2 separate regions of the Mus musculus genome follow, and region 1 is linked to region 2. A link is a contact called in ENCODE Hi-C or POLR2A ChIA-PET data. All regions are on one chromosome and are shown on one strand. Each heading gives the region's core, a stretch centred on a gene start or an enhancer-like site at or near the end of the contact. The rest is flanking DNA. Distances are from core to core; before and after follow the strand shown. Region 1 holds the start of Dync2li1 (dynein cytoplasmic 2 light intermediate chain 1). Region 2 holds the start of Plekhh2 (pleckstrin homology domain containing, family H (with MyTH4 domain) member 2).

Evidence for each region. Hi-C counts contacts between places; a loop is a spot of excess contacts on that map. ChIA-PET counts read pairs that join two places held with the same protein, here RNA polymerase II (POLR2A).
Region 1: a map of left cerebral cortex shows a loop between it and region 2 (2.1-fold over the local background). The contact joins the promoter of Dync2li1 here to the promoter of Plekhh2 in region 2. A Hi-C loop is called at or near these places in 1 of 37 maps with a recorded cell type or tissue (left cerebral cortex). POLR2A ChIA-PET finds 5 or more read pairs at or near these places in 1 of 5 experiments (Patski).

Annotation. Positions count from the first base shown.
Region 1 is chr17:84,624,978-84,629,109 of GRCm38, forward strand. It overlaps Dync2li1 (dynein cytoplasmic 2 light intermediate chain 1), which reads left to right and starts at 1,498. Exons shown (of 13, transcript NM_172256.2): 1 at 1,498-1,599; 2 at 3,308-3,425. The coding sequence starts at 1,592.
Region 2 is chr17:84,509,465-84,514,155 of GRCm38, forward strand. Plekhh2 (pleckstrin homology domain containing, family H (with MyTH4 domain) member 2) reads left to right here and starts at 2,431. Exons shown (of 30, transcript NM_177606.4): 1 at 2,431-2,500.

The DNA.
Region 1 (4,132 bases), core at 248-2,747, 110 kb after region 2:
CCTACCTGACTTCCTAAACAGCATGCTAAACCCAGGAACAGATTGTAAACCCAGAATCCCAAGTCATTACAGTAACAGGAGTTCACAGGCCACCGGCTGGCTAGCACCAGAGCGCAGAGGGCAATGAGTGAGGAGTGTTCGGCTGTCTTTGAAAACGTCCTTCCTCCACTGAACACCTTCGCCTCAGACCTTCTGACCTGACTCTTTCCTACACTTTGCTTCATTTCCAGGAATATACTCCTTCTGTCTCTACATTCAAATCTGCCAATAGGGCTGAGGTGGTAACTCGTGGTGCAAGGCACCTGCCTGGCTTGCAGGAGACCTTGGATTCATTCAACCTTCTGCATGCTAGGAACTGAATCTCAGCTCATCTTATTCCAAACCCCAATGTTCTTATACGTCCCACCATAGAAACTGAACCCAAAGGCTTGGAGAGAATTTCCTTCAGACATTCAGGGATCTGGGACCTGGGTCTATTCAACATTCAGAACAGGTCAAATAGCAAGCCTGTCATGAATGCTTTGTCAACTGCTTCAGCTGTGGTCACTTTGTACCTTTCCTACAATAGCTTGCTTTCCCTGAGTTATGATTACAATTAGCTGTGTCCATCTATTTTAAAAGGGTTTGTATCTCATGTCTTACTCTGTATTGCCCAGAGCAATACTCTATATAAGTTTGTGGGGATTCCTGCCTATGTATAAAGAGCCCACAAAGTTCAAACAAATATAAGCCCTCCTGCATAAAACAAATTAAGTATGTAGGAGAACACATACTTCATTGACTTATTAATAAATCCACTGCTTCATAAAACATCATACATCCAAATGTTCAGAAAACTGGACAAAGCTGGGCAGTGGTGGTACATGCCTTTAATCCCAGCACTTGGAAGGCAGAGGCAGGCAGATTTCTGAGTTCGAGGCCAGCCTGGTCTACAGAGTGAGCTCCAGAACAGCCAGGGCTACACAGAGAAACCCTGTCGAAGAAGAAGAAGAAGAAGAAGAAGAAGAAGAAGAAGAAGAAGAAGAAGGGGGAGGGGGAGGGGGAGGGGGAGGGGGAAGAAGAAGAAGGAGGAGGAGGAGGAGGAGGAGGAGGAGGAGGAGGAGAAAACTGGGCAAAAAGTTTGCACACCTTGTTCCTTGTTTTGATTTTAACAGTTGAAATTTTTTCCTCCTATGTTTTATTAGGTAACTGCCCAACATTGTTTCAGCTTCCAAATCATGGCACTAGAGGAAAAAAGTAACGATAAGAGAGCAGAGGCTCCTGGCATGCAGTCTGCACTCCGTATAACTAAAAACAAAAACAAAAACAAACAAAACCTTCAAGCCCCCAACATTTTCATTCCAGATGCACAAGCATGCTCACCATATCATCTGGCATCCTAGGGCTTGATGCTGAATACGGAGAAGTAAGCCGAAGGTGGAGAACTACACTTCCCATGAGGCTGCTCTTTGGGACGCAACCTCGGCCGTGACGTCGTTGCCATGGCAACCGAGGAGCCTGCATTCTCTGGCCCAACTAGGTGTTTGCAGCCTGCCTGGGTCAGGGTTGTTCCTCACGCGGAGCCCAGGAACTCTGGGGCGGCGCAGCCACCATGCCCAGGTATTGCTGAACCGGCCTGCGGGGCTCTCACGACCTGCCCTCTTTCCCACCAGAATAGGGAAGGGATACGGAAGGTTGGAGCAGAGGTACCCAGCCCTGGCGCTGTGGGCGATGCGGAGCTGGTCGGAGCAGTAGTACCTCGCTGTCACCACCCTCCATCCCTATCCCACCCTCCTACTCAACCCCCTCAACCCCTCCCTCCCTCCCCGCTCCCCGCCCCCCCCCGACCTATAACTTGAGGATTCTGTCACAAACTAGAAAAAAAAGCGACTTGAAAAGATCTTCAACTCCATCCATTCGCTGATTGCAGTGAAGTGTTTCAGATAGCCACATGCTGTTGCGGGCCAGGGCATGGTGGTGAACCAGACCACAGAGCCTTCTCCCCAGGGGCCCCTGCCTGGTGTCACAGGGCTTCTGTACCTTGGAGGAAAGTGTAACATCTCCTTGAAGGCGCAGAGTTGGGGGTCTTGATGGCTTATGAAATACACTTGAACATTTATCTCTACCAGGTTCCTTTAAAGTACCCGAACCTCCCTCCGAATGGCCTACAAAGATGTCAGGGAGAGGGCCAAGGGTCCACCAGGGCGCAGTATGATCCACTTTGTGGATCAGAGGCACAAGCTGCGGTAGAGTTTATGAAGTTCCGGGCTGGAATTGAGTCAGCTTAGGTTACTGTAGTGAAACTGTGAGTGCGGGGGTTTTGTTTCTTTGTTTGGGTTTTGGCAGATTGAAGAACCCTTTCCTTTCCCTGGGTACTTGAGAAACAGAGAACCATATTTTGGGGGACTGGTGTGTAAACAGAGCAAGCAGAATCCTCGGCCTGTGAAATAAGAGTTCAGATCATTCGGGATTTCGATTTTGACTTTGTCTTCCTGTTTTGACATTTTAAAACACTCCCGTTTTGTTTGTGGGGTTCTGGGAATTGAGCAGGCACGGTAACGGCTTAGACTTTATCACCAGCCCTGATTCAGGTTCTAGTCTGGTAATAATTATAGGCCATCAATAGCTTTTGTGGTTTAAAACTAAATGAACAGTGACAATGTAACAATCACTGTGGCCCCCAAAGCAGATATTCTTTTTTTTTTTTATTGACATTTCAGAGACAATAGATTTGAACTAGAGGATTAGCATAGAGGCTTGCATGCATTAGTTGCTCAACAAATACTTGGTGAGGGCTGGAAGATGGCCCAGTGCATAAAGTCCTTGATGTTCAAGCATGAGGACCTGAGCTGGTAAACCTAAGGTGCGGGACCCATGTCTGTAAACTCGGGACTTAGGAGGAGGGGTGGAGACAGGCGGGTCCCTAGAGCTTGAGGACAGCTAGCCTACCCCAAGAGGGCAAATAGGCATGCTGTCATTCTCTTTGCTCTTGGCTGTGGGTGTGACTGTCTGGCTGAGGCAAACTGCTGTGGCCTTAACCTACCGACGCACCGTGACTCCTGGATATATGAGGAAAATAAATCCTTGCCTTGTTGCGGTGTTTGCTCACAGCAGAGGAATGGATGCTAGGGCGCTCTGTCAGTACTCTTCACGAGCCGTTTCCAAGTGAAGATAGTTAGAAAAAAAGTCCTCTAGTGTTTTACCTAGCTATTGACTATCAAGAAATAGTATTTTTATAAATCTTACTGAAATAAAATTTCTCTGCGGGAGATAAATATCTCTAAGGATTCCTTTTGTTTCTGTGCCATTTGTCTTTCTACTTATGCAGTGAAACTCTCTGGGAAATCGCAAAAGCTGAGGTAGAGAAACGGAGAAGTCATGGGAGCGAAGGGGACGGAGCTGAAATCGGAGAAAAATCTGTTTTCTTCATTGGCAGTAAAAACGGGGTAATGCTTTTAATAGTTTTCAGTCTTCACAATGTAGCGATTGCCTTAATATATTGATAAAATTTACATATTCTAAACTCTTTAATCAAATGTCCACCCTGATTTAGCATAAACTAGAAAGGGCTTATCGTTGATCGGGGGTAAGTTATAATCGTGAACAGAATGTCTGGAAGACTTTCAACTATTTTTATGTCATAATTTGACACAGTTGTGCCTTCTGCTTTGATTGCATAGAAAGGCCAGGGTCCTCTGAGTCAGCCCCTCAGTAAGTCAGTCTCTTAATGGCTGTCACACTGCGGACTCAGTGACTTCACTTTTAGGAATCTGTAGGAAGGATGACTGACTTGTGTTAGTGATGTTATGAGAGACTTAGTCGTCGTCGTGAGAGGTGTGAGGAGAATGAAATGGCACTCCGCATCCTCTGTGAGGTCAATTGAGTGCATGGAAAACGTGGGATGTGGACACCCAGCAAGAGTGGGTGTGTCATGCCCATGCACAGAATTCCTGCGTGTGAGGAGGGGCTGCTAGCAACATTGTCCACAAAGGATCAAGGCTTGTGAGCCTCCAGACGCTACAGCCTGTGTAGCATCGGGCTGGCTTCTCTTTGGGGTTAAAGTTACTATTCATTCTCTGACCGTCTTGCTTACACATGAGGCCACTGACAGGCAGCTTACAGAAACTAAGTTCTGAACCGGTGAGGCTGCCTG
Region 2 (4,691 bases), core at 1,181-3,680:
ACTTGACCTCTAAGCCATCTCTCCTGCCCCTAAAAATACCTTTGAGTTTTATCATAAAACACACAACTCACCCATTTGAGTTATACATGGTCATGGCTTTTAGTGTAGTCAGAGATGTACAGGTATGGAACTTTCCAGAGACACTTTGATTACTCACCCTTCAAAGCACTTCATCCCCCACATACCAGTGGTTCTCAACCTTCCTGATGCTGTGAGCCTTTAACACAGCTCCCATGTGCTGACCCCAACCATAAAGTATTCTAGTTGCTACTTCATAACTACAATGTTGCTACTGTTGTGAATCACAATGTAAACATCTGTGTTTTCCAATAGTTTTAGATGACCCCTGTGAAGGGTTGTTTAACCCTCGAAGAGGTTGCAACCCACAGGTTGAGAACTACTGCCCTAGACGAACACCTGCATCTTTCTCAGCCCAGGGTAATGATGAATCCACTTCTCTGAGCATCCCATATTTACGGAATCATACAATATTTCCAATTTTGTGATTAGCTCTTTTCATTTAGTGTATTTTCCAAGGCTTATTCAACCCGTAGCTTGATTTCTCTCCCTCATCACCCTGTCTGTCTTTCAGTCTCACCCTGTCTGTCTTTCAGTCTCACCCTGTCTGTCTTTCAGTCTCTCGAACCTCAGGTTCACTATGTAGCTGACAATGAGCTTGATCCTTTTAGGTCCGGGCCGCCCAGCTTCCACCTCTTTTTAGCTCTGAATACTATTCCATCCTATCATGTGGAGCTTGGGGTTTTTGGTTGTTTGCTTTGGTTTTGTTTTCTACGGCCAGAAAAAGGAAGCTACTGCACCTTTAAAAAAAATCATAGCCAAATTCAGTTTGTCATGTTTCTAGAAAAAGGTGACTGTAAGTAAATATTGGCTGAGCCTTACAAAGATGGCAGTCATGTTGAGAAAGCTGCTTTTTATGACTGAACGTATTCACTCAGCTCACTAGTCTATTTAGTGTTTCTGACTCACAAACGGAAGTGATTCTATTTTGGCATCCTCCGTCTTTCTCTTGTTGGGTCTCTGCTGACTTGCTGTGCTAAATTATGCAAGTTACTTTAACTGTTGATTTAACTCCCGCATGCTCTGTAAAATGAGCCCAGTCCAGCCTGCTTGTTTGCCAAGGCTGTTTGGAGACAATTTTTCATATGCTATGCATCATCAGCTCCCACAGAAGGCAGAAAGAATTTGATGTGTGGGGGTTGTCTGGGATCCAGTCCAAAATTAGTGCTCATCTGGAAGAAACATGGACGCCTGGTGCTTGCTTGCTGGCCTTATTTGTTTTCACTTAGGGCTTTCCCTCTAAGGAACTTTGCAAAATTTATCACTTTAGTATTTTTTATATATATATATAAGGTTGGCTTTTTCTTTTGTAAAAAGACTGAAGTGGGAAAAGCCTTCTGATGCCTTCTATTAGTGAACTGTGTATCAAAGAGAGCAATTTGTCTGACCTAGTTTGATGACCTGGGGAAGGATTACCTCTAACATCCAGAATTTGTCCCTCTCCTCCCACTCCCCTCCCCTTCCCTCCCCTTCCCTCCCCTCTCCTCCCTCTCCCCTCTCTCTGGTCCCTTAACAACTCCCAAGACTGGCCTCTTTAGGCCCCTGCTTGGGATGTGAAATCCAACCAGATTTATCATTCATGTGCTCACGCAATATGCTTTTGTGCGATTTGCAAAAGAACATAACAGCTCCTCCCTTTGAAATGCTTGCTGGCCTACAGTGGCAATAGTAGGTCAGGCAAACGTGTGCACTCACTCCAAGAGAGGCAAAAAACCGGACGTTCTGAGGGCAAAAAACGGGAGCAGAGGTTTCCACTATGTGGGGCAGTCTGGAGACTCACTGGGCTGAGAGGAGAGATAGAACTTTTAAAGGTGGGAAGGAAACAGCATGTCAATGCTCCCAGCTGGATTCCTCAGACCTCAGACCACAGTCACCCGAGGTGTGAGCAGCAGCTGTAAAAACTAAACTTGCACAACTACGAGGGAGGTTTTTCAGGCTACACACGGAATCCGTTCTTGGCCATTTAAACCCAACCTGGAAGACAATAAAGGCCTTGGCAAAGTGCACACTTACACTAGTTAATGTAGAAAGACAGACTGGCCAGAGGAGAGAGTTCACGCCTAGAGACAATGCAACAGGATGGTCCATAGGTCCAATCGAGGCAAAAGGAATGGAAAAGAGGTGACTAAGTGCTTCATCAGGCCTTAAAATCTAGGTGTGGGGAAGGCAGTGGGAATACCTCTTGGGTCAGGGCTCTTTACTCCGAGGGGCACCGGGAGGAGCTAGAGTTATAAACACCTCCTCCAGTGACGCCAGGTGGTCGGCTGCGTCTTCCGATTAGCTACTCCGGCCGCCAATCCCGCAGGAGGCGGCGCTGTCCCGGCCGCTCGGAGCTCCGAGTGCGGTCGGCGCGGGCTGAGAGCCGGGGAAGCCGGCGGAGCCGGGTGACTGGCGAGCCGGAACATCAGGCGCCGCCGCAGAGGTAGGCAGGTGGGCAGAGCGCGGGGTCCAGCGTCCTCGGGGACCGAGCCTCCCGGGTTCCTTACCCCGGGAACCAGGGCGTCCTGGGTTGCCGGCGAGGAAGGGGTCGGCGGGGTCGGCGGAGTGGGACAGGGATGCAGCGCAGGACGCCTCGCGCCCTGGCTCGGCCGGGTCCCGGGTCGCCCGCAGGAGCTGGCTGGGGACGGCTCTACGTTCCTCGGGCTCCTGTGACGTTCTGTTAGAAAAGCAGGGCCCCTGGCTTGTGGTACCGCTGGGGGTCGTCGGGTAGGGGAGCTGCGGGGCAGCCCCGCGTCCCCGCGCGCCTTGGGTCCCATCGGCGATGCAACAGTTCGGCCTGCGCTTCTGATGAGCCGTGCTTTGAGGGGACCCCGGGACCACAGTTCTCCAGCTTTTCATTTTTAACACCTCTGCTTGCCCGACCGCCCGACGCCAGAGCGCCCTAAGGTGACATACCCCGAAACGAATCTGTCCCCGGAGGAGTTGAGGCACCCTGCCTTGCAAAAACTCTCCTCTAGCCCGGCTACCTGAGGGTCACTGGCTTCTTTGTGAAAGTTCCAGTCTTTGCAAGCCTGGACCTCATAGGCTGTGTGTGTGTGTCCAGGAGGAGTGTGGAGGAGAAGGCTGTTCTGGGCAGTGCCGCTGAAGGGCAGGCATGCCCCAAGTAGGGCTAGGTGCTAAGGTTCTTTGAACAAGCATGCTTCAGCCTAGTTAAAGACATCTTTTCTGCATTGGGGGTAGGCAGGACATAACCTACAACCCAACTGTTCTAAAGAATATATAGGCTTTAGGGGATTATCTAAATTCCATCAGTGTGAGTCTAGGTAGTAACTTTCCTTCTTCCCTCCCTCGCTCTTTCCCTCTCTCCCTTCCTCCCTTCCCAGGACTTTAGTCTTTTCAAACCTCTCCCACCCCCTTTTAGGAGCTGGAAAAGAAACAGGAAGTCAGAGATTCAGAGAAAAGAGCGTTCACTCCACAACTATAAACAGTTTATTTTGTGCCAGTAAATATTTCCGAAGTCACTGGAAGTCTTTGGAAAACCTCAGTTTTTGTCTGCCCCCTGCAGAGAAGGTAGATCCCCTTAGAGTTCAAAACTTAGAGAGGACATTTTTAGAAGTGGAAGCCATACAGTCCTGTCACTAGGGACGTTGAAAGTGTTGAGAATTCCCATTCTTAGCCAGCCAAGGTGGAGCTCTGCTGGGTTACAGCTGCCTTCTACCTAGATACAGAATTACAGAGGGACCCAGGACGCCTCTTGTCTGGACCTTGAGCTATCACAAAACCAAACTGAAGTCTTGAATTTCTTTTTATTATGACCTGGTTGTTGGGCACCAAAGATGTCAGATGCATGTTTGGTCATCTTTAAGCTTTTCTACTTCATCATAAAAATGTATAATTACAACAACTAAAGACAAATAGATGTAGTTAACTTTGAATTTTCTTGTATTGTTACCTAGGTATCTCTACCTGGCAAAGTGTAAGAGATATGTACTGTACTTTTCGTAGTTGGGGTTAACAGTTACTTCTCTATTATTTGAGTTATTGGTGAGATTCCTGGCAGGGATAACAACTAATAATAAATGGTTAAATCTGTAAATGTGTTCTTAGTATATATCCATTTTTGTTTGTATATATTCTTTTTAATTGGGATATAATTCACAAATCATAAAATCGACCCTTTGACAGGGGATTGGGGCATATTTGCGCAGTTATCACTATCCAGTTAGAGAATAGTGTCTTCCTGCCCACTAAGAAACTCTAGTCCAGTGCTTCTCAACCTGTGGGTCGAGACCTTTTTGGAGTAGAATAACCCTTTCTCAGAGGTCACTTAAAACAATCAGAAAACACATGTATGTTATGATTCATAACAGTAGCAAAACTGTAGTTATAAGTAGCACACCACACGAAGCCCGTCTCGGGCCAGTTCACCCCATAGCTGCTGCTGTTCCTTGGTGGTTACCCCTTAGTACCGCTCTCTCCAAGATCCTGCTGCAGCAACCGCGTCGTGCCAGACCTCACCCAACTTGTCCCCAAGAACACTTCAGTCCTTGTGCTTCTACTGCACAAGGCTCAGCTGTTCACCCTGACACCTTCATGCCTTCAAAACCATCTGGGTGACTCTATACATTACCAAGTTTGTCCGCCAGCATGAGATGCAGCCTTGGCTTTCTCTG